2 separate regions of the Mus musculus genome follow, and region 1 is linked to region 2. A link is a loop called in an ENCODE intact Hi-C map of the cell type or tissue named here. Cell type or tissue: heart. All regions are shown on one strand. Each heading gives the region's core, and the rest is flanking DNA. Links, peaks and the distances in the headings are about the cores only. Region 1 overlaps Sipa1l2 (signal-induced proliferation-associated 1 like 2). Region 2 overlaps Disc1 (disrupted in schizophrenia 1).

Region 1 (8,654 bases), core at 231-8,230, 290 kb before region 2:
TTGTTTTTCAGCTAAAACAAATAAACAAAACTACAGAGTGGATGTTTTTGCTGCTGTCTTTTCCTCAAGAGCATGTTTTTCCTCCAAAGAGGCTTTCTTATCTGCCTGGATCTGCCTATAATTAATTCTTTGTTTTAAGTGCAATTGAAAATAGCCAGGATATTTATTCAGAGACTTCGCCTTTGTTGATGCCCTTCCCAGAGCACACAGTCTTCTCCTTACATTGCTCAGCTGCCCTCTCTCTGTTCTCACCTCTGGGGAAGGAACCAACCCAGCACACATCAAGCAGGACTCTCCATTGAGCTTTTTTAAAGTTAGTGTTTTCATTCTTCCTGATTCACTTTCACTTCTGATGGGGATGGGCCCTGAGAATGGTATGTGCTGTAGTCAGAAGTCCTCTGCCTGCAGCCCTGTCACACCAGCTCTTAGCTATGCAGGAAGTGCTGCTCTGGGTGTCCCAGCCATGCCCCAGTACAGTCAGGCCCTGTAGTACTCTGTTATGTTAGAAAGAGGGAGTTCATGTATGTGTCTCACACATGCTCCTGTGTGCATGTTGCTAGAGGCCTCAGGAATGCTAGGCAAGTACCAAGCTGCTTTCCCAGCTTACGTATGCATGCACATGCACACCAATAAATAATAAACCTTTTAAATAAAACTGAAAACTCTCTTTAAGGGCAGCTTACATTGGTTTCATGGTCCTATAGTTAAGGATACAGGATTTGCCTGAGGCTCTGACATCACATTTGATTTGTGGTGTGGAAAATTACCTCCATCTTCTTTCATAAATTGGCTCTTAGAGCCTGTCAGGAAGGAAAGGAGTTAAATGAGCAGTTATGTGCATGTGCACACATCTGTGTGATTTTTTACTATGTAGTGGGCCTCTGTGCAAGTTCTATGAGGGTGACAGACACGGCAAAACTAGCTAATTATAAGGAATCTTACCTCAGTGCTGTGCCTCTCTGAATGAGAAAGTGCCTCATTCATTCATAGATAGATAGATAGGTTGATTGATAGATAGATAGATTAGCTCAGTAATACTCTTACAGGATATCAGTGAGAAATAATTTGAGAACCCATCTGCTTCCTCCTGCAGCCTGAGGGGCCTTCAGGTTAATGGGCACTTCTGGCTGTCCTCAGGTCAGTGATGCCTGCCTGGTTCCACCCTTCACTACAGAGTTGACTGAAGTCTTGTGTGGAGCTGGTGTGTTTGTGTGAATCAAAAGCCACGCCTGCTCTGAAGTCATTTCTGAGCCTCAAGGACAGTCCAGCTGCCTGCCTCCACCCTGCTCCCAGTTGAAAGAAACCAGGGCCACTTTTGGTTTCTTGATGGAGTTGGTGGGGGAAGCTCATTAAGGAATCTCCTGCTGGGCCAGGACCCTTGAGTAAATTCTAGCCCATCTCGGGAGCGACCCGGAGCACCGGGGATGACTCTTCAAATGGAAATGAGCTGAGGAATGGGCTCATTCTGGCTACTGGGCCGGAAGTGCTGCCACTCCCTGGGCTGCCTGATTAAGGTCTTTCTGACTGAGATTACTAAGTAGGTGCAGGGCTTGCCAGGAAGTATGCAGACCTGAGTTTAGATCCCTAGGCCCACAGGAGAGCAGCCCTGGGAGGTTGGAAGCCCAGCGTTCCTCTGGCAAGACGGGAGGCAGAGCTAGGAAGCCCCAGAAGTTCAGGGCCTGCCAGTCTGCTGTGCATCAGCGACCCCCGTTTCAAGGTGGACCGTGAGAATAGACACCCAGGGTTGTCCTGTGACTTTCATATGGGCACCGTGGCCCACATGCATCCACCCACCCACATTTACACACACAAAGTTGTTGGGTTTTGGTTTTGTTCTATTTAAAGATCTTTTTCTGTTTTTCAAAGATCAGGCCCCACCCCTAACCCTCGCATTCAGTCAGTGACATTTTAGGGGAAAGGCATCCTTCAAAGGCCGCTGTCTGAGAAGTAATGACTCTCCAGAGCCATGCATGACTTGCCACACATTGCGAATTTAGTAAATATGTCCAATAAAAATGGAAATGAAACTCCAGGCTGTACATCTGGCTCCTGTGATTCTTTGTGCTTTGTTGACAAGGGTCCACATTTCCATGTGACACAGGGCAGCAGAGATTTCCATGGGTTATCTAGAGCCAAACTGATTGTTCTCACAGTGTTCTATAAAATTAAAGCTTCGTGCACCATGCCTTTGTCTGTCGCCTGACTCCCTGAAGTACAGGAAGAGGGAAGAATGGGAAATGAGAAACAGGAAGAAAATTCTGTTTTAACAGCTTGTGTGTGTGTGTGTGTGTGTGTGTGTGTGTGTGCGCGCACACACACACACACACACACACACACACACACGAGAGAGAGAGAAAGAGAGAGAGAGAGAGAGAGAGGACTCAAATGAGATTTTAGATTACAGTTCTAATTTGTTTTATTTGTATAGATAGTAAAATGGCTATTGTATCTATTCCTGTCTTACCAACCCTCTAATGAGTCCTGGTGTGAAATGTTGAAACTGTTCAGGACTTGAAGCTCTAGCGGCCACCCAGCCACCTGACACATGCTCAGTCCTGCCATGCCTGCCATGCCTGCCAGTGCAGTGATTACCTGCGCTCTAAGCGTGGTAAGCCCATAATCCCAGAGCCATTGCCGGGTTGCGTGTTTTCATCACTCTCTCATTCTCTTTCTCTGGCATCCATTTGTTTATTCCTTAATTCTCTGTTCACTTGTCCATCCATGCAGTTGTCTGTTGGTTGGTTCAATTCATTCCACTAGAATTCCCAACAACTCAATGGCAGAAATTGCCAATCACTTGCATTGTTGACAAGTCAGCCTCGTCTCCACTCTGTTGGGTCCCTTTAGTCTGCCCGGTGTTATTACACAGTTTTTCTTGTGAGTGATTTGTTAACTGAAGCAGTACCCCTTTCCCTGATAACAAAGATTGTGCAGCAGTTTGTAAGACCATCACCCTCCTGTTGGCCAGTTCCATCTTACAGTTTACATAGATGCTGTTACTGCTCGATAACAGGAGTGCAGGGGCAACATGGCAGCCATCCCATGCCAGCCAGGTTGGTTACCTGTGGCCTAGATGGTGGACAACTAGGTGTGGCCTTCTTAGATAACCTTTCGTTATCTGTAGATACCAGGAACCGTTGTATCACATACAAGTGTTACAATGCAGAAAACATTTTTTTCTGCTCTTGAGTTTTCTGAGAAAACTCTGAGAAATGGTGACTTCCTTGGTCCCTCACAACCGCACATGACACACAGAATATGTGATATGTGCTGCATGAGGTGAGGCACTGGGTTCCCAGGAGCACCTGTGAACAATTAACTAAGTGGTGACAATACCCATGTGGTCAGGTGTCACCATCAAATATCTGATCATAGGCTACAGCTACTACAGCTCAACACAGTTGTTCAATTCATATTTATTTATGTATGCTTGTGTGTGTGTGTGTGTGTGTGTGTGTGTGTGTGTGTGTGTGTGTGATGTAGCCATACATGATATCGTGCATGTGGAGCTGGCTTTGAAACCTTTACTTGGCTTTCAGGGCTCAAACTCAGACCTCCAGGTTTGCACAGCAGGCATCTTTAACCACTGAGCCGTCTCTCCAACCTCCAGGAAAAAAGAAAAAGAAAAAAGTGTGTGTGTGTGTGTGTGTGTGTGTGTGTAAATCCCAGAACCCTATAAACTTAGAAACTCTCATGGTCAAGAACTTTATAAGGCCTTTGCGGTTTCCTCTGTTTTGTAGAAACCGAAAGCAAGGTTGCCTATCTGTGAAGTGCTGTGCTGCATTCTGAGGCAGTGGCTCTTATGTACCTGTACCCCAGATCCATCTTCTTTATGCTTCTTGCTTGCTGCCCAGTGCAGGCTTCCTTCAGAAGACTTCTGTCCACAGAGTTCTGCTGGCATATCAAGAGTCTTTATGTTTTGTATGATCCAGTCTAGACTGCTTTCTGACGCTATGATAGTTTCAGAGTCTAAAGTAATTGTCAACATCACATACTAGCAGGTGAGAATTTTAGGCCCAAGTCCAAATTCACTCTTCAGTGGGAAGTTTGATGGGTGCTGAGTGTCTAACTAGGAATAGAAGAGACTCTAGCACCTAACTGGTCCAGGATGGCCATCTTGAGAGAAGCTGTGGATAAAGGGACCCTACTTCAGATCCAAGAGTCCAGCTTGGCCAGAGATGACTCTGTTTCAAGTGCTTTTATTATGGAGGGCAAACAGACTCTGCTAGGAAGAAGGGGTGCTGTAAGAAGGCCTGTGCAGGTGATACAGAGGCCTTCCTGAATCTCTGAAGTCATGCTGTGCATGGGCAGTTGGTGTAGGTGTTTGTCACCCATGATTGGCAGTAGACATTACCTCTTTGTTAGATGTGGTACAAAGCTAGGAAGTGGGGGTCACAGTAGAGCCAAGAAGTCTTCTATAGGGTAACGTTAACATTGCCAATTCGACAGAATGTGGAGTTACCTGGGAGACAAACCTAGAAGCTTCTGGGGATTGCTTTGTTCAGGTATTTTGTCAATAGTGAGGAAAAACACATGGGAGATGGGAGCCCAGTGTTAGGGAGCAGGAGAGTCAACAGGCACTCCGTACAGGCTGAAACTATCCCAAAGTCCTCGTGCTGAGTTCAGAGGTCAGAATTGCTTTTCAGGGTACAGCACCAAAATATAGGGTGCTCTAAAGTTTCAGTCCAAGCAACTCTCAGCCCCCTGCAGACTCCTACTCTATCCAGTGCATCACTGGTGACCCTGGCCTGCAACGCATTCGCTCTCAGGTTATGTGGTGAAGAGATTACAGCCAGAGAAGTCACTGGAGAGAGGGGAGATGTTAAAATCAACTTTATTTTTAACCTAGAAGCTAGATTTCTATTGATCTCTACCTAGGCTAGAAATTGAATCCTGAAGTTGATGATGTCTGTGAGTGTTGTGGAGCAAAGAGGAAATTGGTGTGCTGATAAACTAGTGATCACTTCCACGGCCTACACCAACGTGTTTTAGCTTCTCACTGACAAGAAAGCTCACGATGTGTCTAATGCTGGCAGTGTGCTCCTGCACGGTGACTCGGTCCTCTGGGTGGAAAGGAAGCCACTGTGTACTGGAGCTGTCTGAACAAATGTGTCTTTGCCTGACAGAGGTTTCACTTACACATAAGAGTAGTAGAGCTCCTCCCACCCCTTAACAAATGTCATTTTCTGACAGGTCTTTCTGACATGTTTGGGCCATCTGCAGTAGTCTAAGAGTAGTTATCCAGGGTCCCAGGATGTCCCCAGAGTCCACTGTGAGAGCCACGTAAGCTCTGCTTTCTGTCTCTATGGCAGAACACCTGATCAGTGCAGCTTAAGGGAGGAGGGGTTGCCTTGGCTCTCGGTCTGAGGAGTTACAGCAGGAGCACTCTAGGACTCCTCACATCTCAGAATAGAAGCAGAGGCAGGCAGGAAGTGGAGTCTGGGCCTTAACCTCAAGGCCTGTCTACCAGAGATCCATTTCCTCCTATTAGGCCTCACTGCCCAAAACAACACCATCACCTGGAGACTGCGTGTTCAAACACACAAACTTACGTGGGTGGTTCACATCCAAACCAAGCAGGGATGGTGAAGTCAAGGCTCAGGCAGGTCCGCCTCTGCACAGGGGTCTCTGAGGGCTACCCTGCAATTCTTCTGTATATGCATTCTCTGACGATTCCCTTGGACCTGTGGAACAGAGGTAAGGTTGAGCAGGTCTGGTAACTTCCATTACAGTCTATGTAGTTTGACATATTAGTCACGGGAGTCAAGAAAAGTCTTGCTCATTAGAGTTAGTGCTATGAAAGTGTCACTTAATAGCAGTTACATGTGTGTGCACATGTATGTGTTCACATGCGTGCCAGTAAACATGTAAATGTGGATGCACACGTGTGTAGAAACCAGAGGTCAACATCAGGTCTCTCCCGCAGTGTTCTTTGCCCTGTTTTTTGAGTCAGCGTCTGTCAGGGAACCTGCTGTGATTTGCTAGAGTAGCTGGTTAGTCAGCCTTGGGGTCACAGGTCTCCACCTCCCCTGCATTGAGACCTCAAATTCGTGCCACCTCCGGGATTTGGGGTAGGTTTAAGGGATTGAACTTGGCTCCTATGCTTGCACAGTGTGAGCACCTCAGTGACTGAGCTTCATTTGCAGCCTGAGAGAACAGGTAGCTCTTGTGGCAGAAGACTGTACATCTATCCCTCCCTCCCTCCCTCCCTCCCTCCCTCCCTCCCTCCCTCCCTTTTGCATTTGAAAAAGCCTCTTGCATAGGACTTTGAGATGTTTGGAGAGACTTAGTTCTGCTGTTCCTCACTCTGCCTTATGCACAACACTCCCCTCAAATACGAGGTGTGAGTGCGCATTTATGTAAGTTCTTTCTTCCGAGATTCAAGTTAAATTGAGGTGTGCTGTTGGCAGCTAGAGTCCACAGGTGTGAATTAAGTAGAGCACCCTAGTCTCAGCCATCCGCCCTCCCTTTGCAAGCGCAGGCCTTAGAAGTGTGGGCAGAGCCTTAGAGACTAGAGACGCACAGCCTGGGCTCCCCTGCACCGGGGGACCGCTCTCTGGAAGTGACAGCAGACACAGGTGTGGCCCTCCTACTGTAATGTCCCATTTCGTGACTTCCAGTTAGATCACTGGCCGTGTGGATGAATCTGCGGTCCCAGCGGGTGTTGAATCTGGATACAGAGCAGAATACTCATGAACTTAAGCTCTTTGGTAAATGTTTCCTCAAATTCCGTTTGCAATAAAACATCACAATCCAGGCAAATCTCAACTTAAATATTGACTGTCAAACTCAGAAAATCCAGAGAAATATAGGCTAGCTTATGAAGCAAGTTTGGCTTTGGTGGAAGGGAATGAAGTTAGAAGGTGAGGAATGGGGTGTGTGGTGGTCAGAGCCTCCTCTGAAGACAGCCTGTGCCTGTCTCATGGAGGCTTTTCTCCTGCTGCTCCCCAAGGGCGGCACTGACGCATCCTCAGGGTTGTGAGATACAAACCAGACTGCTCTGTTGGCCGGTTCTCTCTTCATGGTTGGAGCCATTGGGAATTATTTTAATCAGAAACCTTCCAGCATGGCTGCAGAGAGCAGCGCTCCGGCCGGCCCTCCACCCCGGTCTCCTGCCATGTCCAGATCATGCCTTTGACCCGGGATCTGATTGCACAGGGTGTATGTAGGTGGCTGTTTGTCTGTCTGTGCTTCGTGCCCTGTGGGCCTTCAAATCTGGTTTTCATGTCTTCTGGTTCTGATATTTTGGTAGTGTTTCTTATTAATTTTCTACCTTAACACACACACCCTTCTTTTTGGTGAAAGATGGGTGTTTTGTCTCTAAGTTCTTCGGAAGAGTACCTCAGTTTGCCATTCTACTGACTGGCTAGATATTTTTTCTAGACTTTAAGATCTAGTTATAATGTCTGTCAGTATCAGAGCCTTGGCTGCTCAGGGAGCTTCACTATAAGGACTGAGACATCCATTGCCTTTATGGTGGGAGTGGTCCTTGTTCAGTCTTTGGGGACAGGCTGAACTTACAGAAAGAACTGTGAGGCTAAGTCTCATCTTTCTCCACTTCCTACCTACTCAGTGTCACTGGCCTAAGTACCTGTCTTTCTGCAGAGCACTGAAGAGCCCTGCTTTCTAGGACCCTCTGTTTGCTCCCTGCCTGCTGGACCTCAGGGCCTAGCGTTGAACTTCTCATGGACTCTGCATTCACTGTGTCGGTGGGTCATGCTGGCATCTCTGACTGAGCCTCTGTGGGCTGTCAGGGCATGGTAACGTTGTTCCCTCTGTGTGTCCTGGTGACGTTCCCTCTGTGCGTCCTGGGGGCTGCTAAGCTCCTGCTGCTCCTCTGCAATGTTTCTGAAAGGGACTGGCAAGCCTTACTCCGGCATCTGCTAACGGGTGGATGTTCTTGGAGCAGCTCTTTTAAAGGGTGGCTAGGAGACAGTTTTTCACGTTGAGTGTCTGAGGGCACTGCCTTCAGAGGCTGACTGCTGAGCCAGCATGGCCAGTTGGGTGGTTGACACTGATGCCTGGGCCCTGGTGAACAATGTCTTGTGTCCGTGTCCAGCTCTGTGAACAATATTTGCAGCACTTGGGTCTGGCCATGACCTTGCCGTTTAATAGTGAGCAGGGTTGCAGCATCTCTGGGCTTTGATATCTCGTGACAGTAGGCAGAAGTTGGAGGAATACAGAAGGGCTTTGAAAACAACTAAGAATAACCCACAGCATCCAAAGGGCCGTGGTCCCTCCCACTGTGCAGCACTTCCCAACCCAACCAGCCTATGGTGTGTTGGCAGGCAGGAGAAAGCTACAATTGGATCTTTTAGAATCTCCGTCTGACTGTTGGCCAGACAGCAGCTGAACGGTTTTGAGCATCTAGGGAAGGATGCCTTAGAGCACATGTAAGGTGCCATCCTGTTAGGCCCCAGGAAGCACAGGTGCACGTGCAGGAGAGTCTGCTCCGCCATGAGCAGGCCTTGCCTGAGCCCTCCATCTGCTCAGCCACGAGCAGGCCTTGCCTGGGTCCTCCAAGAAGCTATAGTCTCACCGCCTCTTCTTGGCTCCACAGGGGCTGTTCAGAGCTCTGCCGGATCCCCATGGTGGAATACAAGCTGGACAGCGAGGGCACACCCTGTGAGTACAAGACACCTTTTAGGAGGAAC
Region 2 (8,654 bases), core at 171-8,170:
CTTTGGCCTTCTCCCTGGAAATGGCTTGATTCCCAACAGGGAGCCCTGAAGGCTCACCAGCTGTAAACCCAGATCTACTCAGGCAGCCTGCTGAACTAGAGAAACGCATTACCATGCTAATGATGTCCTATTTAAATTCTAGCCTGATTACTCTGTGATGAAATCGCTTCCCTCCACATTGGTTCCTTTATATCTGAGTTCTAGTATGAAATCAACAGTGTTAATAAAGTACAATACAGATTATCAAGTCATACACAGGAGATGGAGAAACAGCTGTATAAATCTTAAGGTTCTTTTTTTTTTTTTCTAGAAAACAAAACAAAACCTAAAATTGGTTACTGATTTTTTTTTTCTACCTCAGTTTTAAAAAAAATTCAATGCACATTAAATAAAGGCTGCTGGTTCAGGGGCACGGAGGCCACTTTTTCATTTTGCTCCATTCTACTAAGCATTCCTCAGAATTCAAGTGTGTGACTTGAAGTCTCCAAACTAAAGTCTTTTCTCCTCTCCTCCTCACAGGAGTGTCACCATAACAGAAGCCTATGGAGTTAAAGGCAGCAGCCATGAGTGTTGCCCTTTGCCCTTGAGACTGTTGTGTTTCTGCGCCTTTCCCATCACCCCAGTCTGAACATCCAACTCAGGGCTGAGGCGGCTCAGCTGGCAGAGTGTTTGTCCACTGTACACAAAACCCAATGGTCAATTCTAGTACAGCACAAACTAGGTATTAGGAACTGCAGGACCCTAATATGATCCCTAAGGAGGTGGATGCAGAAAGATCAGGAATTCAAGATCACCCTCAACTATACATGGGGTTCAAGACCAGCCTTAACTACAGGAGACCTTGCCTCAAAGACAAAGCAAACCAATAACTATCCAAAGGGGATCACTCTATCATCTTCAGGAAAGTCCCCCTTGTCACCATTCTCAAGGAGATCTGAGGTCTGTACCCACAGTCCAAACCAAGGAAGAAAAAACACTTTACATCACTCTCCTGCCCCCCAAAATGAACACGGGCTGGTGGCCCAAGGCCACCATGCTGGATCCTGGGATACCCCAATAAGACTCAGGCAGCATTTCAGCTCTCAGTGAATGTACAAGCTAGCCAGGGACAGAAGGCACAAGGACATCTCCTCAGTGAGACAGGCTGGTCCATCTCTGGTGACTGTCAATGTTGCTTCCTACCAGTAAGAGCCCTTCGTATGAACAATACTGCTAATTGGTCCTTAAACAAGAAAAGGTTTCCTTCTTCTACAGAAAGAGAATCCTAGAACTTCAAGAGGTACTCAGCTGTCCAGGGTAAGGGCAGCTCCTGTTACCTTTGCAGCTGACTGTCCTCATGTACCAAGGTCAAGTTCAGAACAACAATGATAATAGGAAGTCACATGCAGAACCCTAGAGGGAGCGGTGAATGGACAGCAATGTCCTGGCAGGATCTGACGTCACCTAATAAAGAAGCTAGGAAGAACAAGAGGGCTCACATCCCTGAGCCTAAGAGCTGCTTGTCCATCCCGACACGGCTTTCTCCAGCCACTGTTAGAAATCACATTTTAAAAATGTTTTATATTGGGGTACAGATATAGCTTAGTGGTAAGCACAAGGGCCCGAGTTCAATCCCCAGAGCCCACATAAGAAGCCGGGTGAGATGAGACACTTGTAATCCCAGTGGAGGCAGAGACAGAAGGATCCCCGAGGCTTCTGGTCAACCAGTCTAACCAAATAGGTAAATCCCAGGTTAGGGAAGATCTTAAAACAAAGTTGAGGGTGCCTGAGAAACGGCAACCAAGGTTGACCTCTGACCCTGACCCCCACTCACGTGGGCGTGCAAACCTAAACTCAGATGTTGCTCGTTTCCTAGTTTCCCCTTAAGATATTTTATCTATAGGCTGCATAGATGGTTCAGCAATCAAATACATGTACTGCTTTTACAAAAGGCCTGAGTTCTGTTCTCAGTACCCATACCTGGTGGCTCACAGTGCCTGGAACTTCAGTCCCAGGGGATCCAATGCCCTCTTCTAGCTTCTGGGGGCACTGCATTCAGGGTGTGTATAACCCTCTCCCCCAAATCGCTCACATGATTGTTGGTCTTTTTGTTTTCGTTTTTCCATTTTAAAACCTAAGAAACAGGTATTTGGCTTAAGACTGAAAAGATTATGGAGCACTGTGCCCACGCAGACCCAGACCTGCCTTTCCTGCTCGCTTGAGCTACATTTGACCTTGGACACAGCGTTCCTTCTGAGTTGCTGTTTCCCAAGATCCAAAAGCAGCTGAACCCAGACTATGACTCGGTTTTATTACATTCCAATCCGTGGAAGCTTTAATTCACACAGGAATTTGTTTTCTTTTAGTTTTAATTACGTGGATGCACATATGCCTCTGTATGCATGTACATGTGAGTGCATTACCTGTAGAGGTCAGAAGGGGGTGTCACTCCATGAGAACTGAGGAGCAAGCATGGGTCCTCTGCAAGAATGCTTGCTCTTCCCCATTAAACTATCCCCTGGTCCCTGAAATACATTTTTTATTTCTTCTTACCAACTCTTGGATGGTTCATTTGAGTGATCTAAAGCCACACCTCCTCAGCCTCAGACACAGGCGAGCAAACCCACAGGGAGAGGGTGGCTGACCCAGCATAATACTATCATGAACGGAGCACAAAGATTCCCCAGCGCGAGCCATCTGCAGTTCAGTCGTCTCCTGTAACAATCTCCCGTTCCGCTTGTTTATGTTTTATTCATCATCTTGAAAGTATTTAGTGAAGTAACAATGATGAGATTCACAAATACTGCACAGCGCTTTTTTTTTATATAAAGATATTAATGGCTTTAAGGGCTCACGCACCATTCAAATGAAAACATCGTTGGGTTAGATTTGCTCAAATCTGTTTACATCTCCTTGATTCTTCCATAGAATCCATTCCCCCGTTTTGTGTAAAAACTGAGTGCTTACACTGTGAAACATTTTGGTTTTTCTTATTCATAAGACTTAAAAAAAATCGACTACAAAAGTCTGCTGGAGCTCTACCGTGCTCCGGTCAGTCATGACGAAATGAGCCAGCCTGCAGGGCCTGGGACCCTGGAGCTCCCCCCTCACTGTGCGTGCTCCACACACAGCCTTGGGCTGCATGTGGCAAAACAAACAAATGAATAAATAAAAGATTTGGCCTGTAAGAGAGAGAGGGATGGCTGGGCAGTGGTGGCCCATGCCTTTAATCCCAGCACTTGGGAGGCAGAGGCAGGCAGATCTCTGAGTTCAAGGCCAGCTTGGTCTACAGAGTGAATTCCAGGACAGCCAGGGCTACAGAGAAACCCTGTCTTGAAAAACTTAAAGAGAAAGAGAAGGTAGTTCAGTGGGCAGAAACCCATGCAAGCTCCGTGAGCCGAGTAAAGGTGGACTGAGAAGTGACTCCTGAAGGTTGCCCTCTGACCTCTGCGTGACCAACGCAAAAATAACACGCAAAAAAGAGAGAGACTCTCTGACCCTTTCCTCTCTCTGACTCCCTTTGCTCTCTCTGATCTCTTTCTCCCTCTCTTCCCTTCCCCCTCGTCCCGCTCTCCAAGTGTCCCTGGCCAGCCCCTAATTCTCCTCCCTATCCCACCCCACCCTGTGTCCCTGTCCTCTGTCCCCTCTTTCTCCTCTTTCTCAGCCTCTATTCCCTGCTCACCCCCCCTCCCCATGCCCCCAAACAAACTCTATTTTATACTAAAAGAGGGAGGAGGGGCCCGGGAGTGAGTGGGGCTCTGTGGTTAAAACTGGAGCTGCTCTTACAGAGAACCATGAGTCCTGTTTCTAACTCCCACATGGTAATTGTATCACCGGCTCCAGGGTCATCTGGCACCCTCTTCTGGCTTCCTCAGGTACTACACTAACATGCACAACCCCACCCCCATACATAACTTAAAATAAAAAATTAAATACTTCATAAGGAAAATTTAAAGAGTTAAGGGAAATAATGCTAGGCTCTGAGCTGTTGAGCCAGATGGGGCTTCATTAGCAAGAGAAACCATGATCACTGGCCATCTGATTCAAACAGGGAGGGAACAACAGCTCACACCGTTCAGGAGAACTCTAAAACCTGGGCTGCTCCTCCCAGAGTGGCAGGCCTAGCCCTGACAGCTGGAGGTGTGGTTCCTTGTTTGGACTTTGAACACTGGTCTTCCCTGACGTGGATGTGTGGAATATGCAGGTGGTGTCTGTTAAGTGGAACACAGGGCAAATAGCATTTTGGCCCTTCTGTAGGCCAGTGCCAATGTCACCCGTGTCCTTCTCCTGAGGAAAGAATCAACCCTCAGAGGACACCCCGACAGAAGAGTCACCCCCTGGTCCCTTCTCAGTCCCCCGTTGTCGGCCTGTGGCCTGCATCCTGGAAGACTGAACCAAGGGAAAACCTCTAGCTCAGGATGTGTGCCCGGGGGTGCAAGCTACACAGCCCATGGCATGAACCAACAAATGCAGAGCAGAAAAAGTCAGAGAAAGGCAAAGTAAAAGCTAACAGGTGACCCTACCCCGTTACCCAAGGCTCATGCCAACAATGTCCCCCATGAACTGTCTGGGTGCTCTCTGCCACTGTCACAGCAAGGTGATCTAGCCACAGGATCCAATAATATCAGCACTACATTGCCCTGAGGCTTTGGCTGGGGGCTACTCACTGTGGGCGGCGTCCTGGAGTGCCAGGTCCTGCCTGCACCTGAGGTGATCCTCTTTGACGATGCCCAGCCTTCTGCTGTTCCTGGAGCTGAGTGCCAACAGCCTGCCCAGGAACATCTCTAGCCCTTCCCGCTCTGACGACAAGGCCCAAATCTCCTCCGTGAGCTCCTTGGCTGTGGAGAAGCAGCTTCCTGCAACACAGTGGGGGAGAGAGGAGGGAAGGTTTCGTGTGTGAGCTTTTTAATAATATTTGCATTCTTTGAAAGTTCCATGCATTTATATAATGCGTATTGATCGCTATGTGTCCACCGCGATATCTGTGGACCTCCCTCTAGTACCTACACCGTGTCTTCCTCCCAACTTCATGTCTTTTTATTATTAATAACCCCTGATTAGTGCCGTCCGTATGTGCATGGGTGTGGAGGCCATCCATCAGGCCATGAGCAACCTGCCAGCAGCCATGTCCCCAGAGGAGAATGACTCTCCCTCCCTCAGCAGCCCTCGCCTATCAGACCACCTCCGGTGGGGCGGGAGAGTCTCTTCGGTGCCTCCCCAAACATGCTGGTATTTTCTGTAAATGAATTGTGAGATTCTCGTGTGTGAACACTGGAGACAACGGTATCCTGCTGCATCACCAAGAGGTTGGGTACACCTGGAAAGGATGCCTCTGAGAATAATACAGAGATGTCCAGAGAAAGTCCCAGGTATCACTGCACCCAATACCCAAATGTCCAAGGACAGACACAGCAAGCACGGTGGAAAGGCACTGGCCTGGTAGTTAGACTGCAGATAAATTAAACCCTCCCCCTTATCAAAATTTGAAACATATTTGATAGCTAATCTTTTTTTAAAGATTTATTTATTTATTTTAAGTATATGAGTATACTGTAGCTGTACAGATGGTTGTGAGCCATCATGTAGTTGCTGGGAATTAAACTCAGAACCTCTGCTCACTCTAGCCCCGCTCTCTCTGGCCCAAGGATTTATTTATTATATGTAAGCACACTGTAGCTGTTTTCAGACACACCAGAAGTGGGTGTCATATCTCATGACGGGTGGTTGTGAGTCACCATGTGGTTGTTGGAATTTGAACTCCAGACCTTCAGAAGTGCTCTTAACCGCTGAGCCATCCCTCCAGCGCTTGATGGCTAATCCTAACATAGCTGAGAAGGGGGGACCTCAATTGAGACATTAACTCCATCAGATCAGCCTGTAGGTACGCCTTCAGGAATTTTGTTCTTTGTTAATTGATGTAGGACGACCCAGCTCACTCCTGGTGGTGCCATGCCTGGACAGGTCTGTCGTACCGGGCCAATAACACAGCAAGGCCCTGAAAGCAAGGCAGTGAGCAGTATTCCTCTGTGGTCCCTGCTTCGATTCCTGCCTCCATGTTCCTGCTGGAGCTCCTGCTGTGACTGACTCCCTTCAGTAATGGTCTGTGACCTTTCCTCCCTGAGTCACTTTTGGCCAGTGTTCTTATCTCAGCTACAGAGACTCTAACTAAAACAACAGGAGAATAAATGAGCAAGTTTGGCATAAACGTGTTGTGAAATACGATCGTAATAACACCTGAATTGCAGGTGGCCTCGGGAACCACAGGTGGCTGGGGGTGTAAGAAAGAAAAGCCATAAAACCCTGAATAAAATATACCTAGAGCAAAGAGTAGCGAGGTCAGGTATGAGAATCGGTCGTGTGTCTAAACAGCAGCAGCAGGCCACGATGAGACAATTTCTCTGAAATATAGTTTACAACATATCTTAGGACTAAAAAGTATGTAGGGGTGAGTTTAAAGGACCTTAGGCAGAACTGGAAACTGTTTTCGAAAACACACTGAGAGGAAATAAGGCTTAAATAATTGTGGAGATAAACTATAAATGTCCACTGGAAAACCTGGTACTCCTAGGGTTTCAATTTGTTCCAGATTGATGCATAGATTTAATACAATTCCTATCAAAATTTTATGAGGTCTTTCGGTAGAAGTGAATGGGCACATCCTAAAAATGTAAAAGAAAATGTGAAAACCTAGACAAGCCAGAGCCGTCAAACAGTCTGCATTTAAGACCCCCCAGCAATTGCTTCCATAAATCAAGACAGAGTCATCTGAAAGCAGATAGGCATGCTGGCCAATGGACTGCAACAGAAGTCCAGAAAGTGGGCATGTCCTCCAAGAGCTAACGGAGTGCAAAGCAATGGGCAAGGGAGGTTGCCAAAGCAACTGGTTATCTATGAAGGCACAGTGGGAAGCCTGAGCTACACTTTGGACCACACACAAATCACCTCAGGGCTGATACAAAGTTAGAACTAGGAAGCTACAAGCAGGATAAGGAAGCAAAGTGAACTGGCTCTGGAACAGGCTGAGCCCTGCGGAAGACAGAGCAGGACAATCAAAGAAAACCCCTGATGAATGAGCTTCATCCGGTGACAAGCTTCTTTCTGCTCATCAAAAGAGGATAGGCAGAGAAGCTGGACACCAGGCACCTGCAATCCCAGCTCTTGGAAGCTAGAGGCAGGAAGATCAGGAGTTCAAGGCCAGTTTTGTCTACACAGCAAGTTTTCAGTCAACCTAGACTACATAAGATTGTCAAAAGTAAAGAAATTTTAAAAAGACAAAATGAGAATAAAGGGGAAGGGTAGGTAAGGGGGAGGGAGAGAGGGGAAGGGAGAAAGGGATGAGGGGAGGGAGGAGAGAAGAGGAGAGAGATGGGAGAGAGGAGAGGAGAGGGACAGAGGGAGGGGAGAGGGTGAGAGGCTGAAGAGGGGAGAGGGGAAGGGGAATGAAGGGGAAGGGGAAGGGAGAGAGGAGAGGGGCAGAGGGAGGGGAGAGGGGGAGAGGGGGAGAGTGTGAAGAGGGGAGAGGGGAAGGGGAATGAAGGGGGAGGGGAAGGGAGAGAGGAGAGGGGCAGAGGGAGGGGAGAGGGGGAGAGTGTGAAGAGGGGAGAGGGGAAGGGGAATCAAGGGGGAGGGGAAGGGAGAGAGGAGAGGGGCAGAGGGAGGGGAGAGGGGGAGAGTGTGAAGAGGGGAGAGGGGAAGGGGAATCAAGGGGGAGGGGAAGGGAGAGAGGAGGAGGGAGACAGATTAGAGAGGGGAGGGGGAGAGGGAAGAAAAATCAAGCTGGGACAGATCATCTCCTACAGACAACTGACAAAGGATACAATTTTACAACTCAACAATTAACAGAAATAACAGCATTAAACAGGAACAAAGGCTCCCAGGCCTTTTACAAAGGGCCGTATGCAGATGGACGACACACATTTGAAAATGTGTTAGACAATATCAGTCACTGGGAGTGTAAACAAAAGCCCAGAAGTGGCAGAGGCACATCAACCCATTCAAATGGCACCAAGCAGCTAAACTGAGGCTGAACCAAGGCTGGCAAGCAGGTACAACTCCCTGAACCCTCGAAACGCAAAGCGGTGAACCCCACAGAGAACACTTCGGCCAGCTTGTACTAAAGTTAAACCCACTCCACACTTGGTCCCACAAGTCTCCATTTAGGGGTGTCCCCAGAGGACTGAAGACATCATCCCAAGCACTTACATTTGGCAGCTCCTAGTGACCTTACTCCAGCCTCAGAGAGCAATCCTAGGGAAACTCACTGACTGGTTCACCAAGGGAGGGAGGGAGGAAGGGAGGGAGGGAGGGAGGGAGGGAGGGAGGGAGGGAGGGAGGGAGGGAGGGAGGGAGGGAGGGAGGGAGGGAGGGCAGGCACTGGAAACACTGCTCAATGGATAAGCCCTTTCTGTTCTTACAGAGGACCAAGGTTCAAGTCCCAGCACCCACATGGTGGCTCACAGCCATTTGTAACTCCAGTTCCAGGGGATTGGACACTCTCTTTGTGCCTCTACAGGCACACATGCGGTTCACAAACATACATGTAGGCAACACACACACATATACTGGAAATGATGGTGATGGTGATGGTGGTGGTGGTGGTAGTGGAGGTGATGATGATGATGGGATAACAGAAATGAAAATAGCAGGTGTTTCTTTGGAAAGAGGTTGATCAGCAC

The links. A loop is a pair of places that touch in the nucleus more often than their neighbours do. Peaks named below come from ENCODE experiments on the same cell type or tissue, not always from the same donor. Only the 100,000 strongest peaks of a DNase experiment are listed, where the experiment ranks them.
Region 1: it touches region 2 in a loop (2.1-fold over the local background); 1 of 42 quality-filtered maps calls a loop at or near these places.

The regions. Positions count from the first base shown.
Region 1 is chr8:125,453,465-125,462,118 of GRCm38, reverse strand. It overlaps Sipa1l2 (signal-induced proliferation-associated 1 like 2), which reads left to right. Exons shown (of 22, transcript NM_001357372.1): 11 at 8,561-8,654. Among named protein-coding and RNA genes, the nearest start is that of 4930566D17Rik, 65 kb to the left of the region's middle. In heart, for the core only: a CTCF peak has its summit at 510; a DNase peak (open chromatin) is centred at 428; H3K27ac peaks cover 1,717 bases.
Region 2 is chr8:125,161,174-125,169,827 of GRCm38, reverse strand. It overlaps Disc1 (disrupted in schizophrenia 1), which reads right to left. Exons shown (of 13, transcript NM_174854.2): 9 at 4,647-4,835. Among named protein-coding and RNA genes, the nearest start is that of Disc1, 110 kb to the right of the region's middle. In heart, for the core only: CTCF peaks have their summits at 2,417 (motif pointing right) and 3,846 (motif pointing left); a DNase peak (open chromatin) is centred at 3,807; H3K27ac peaks cover 2,690 bases.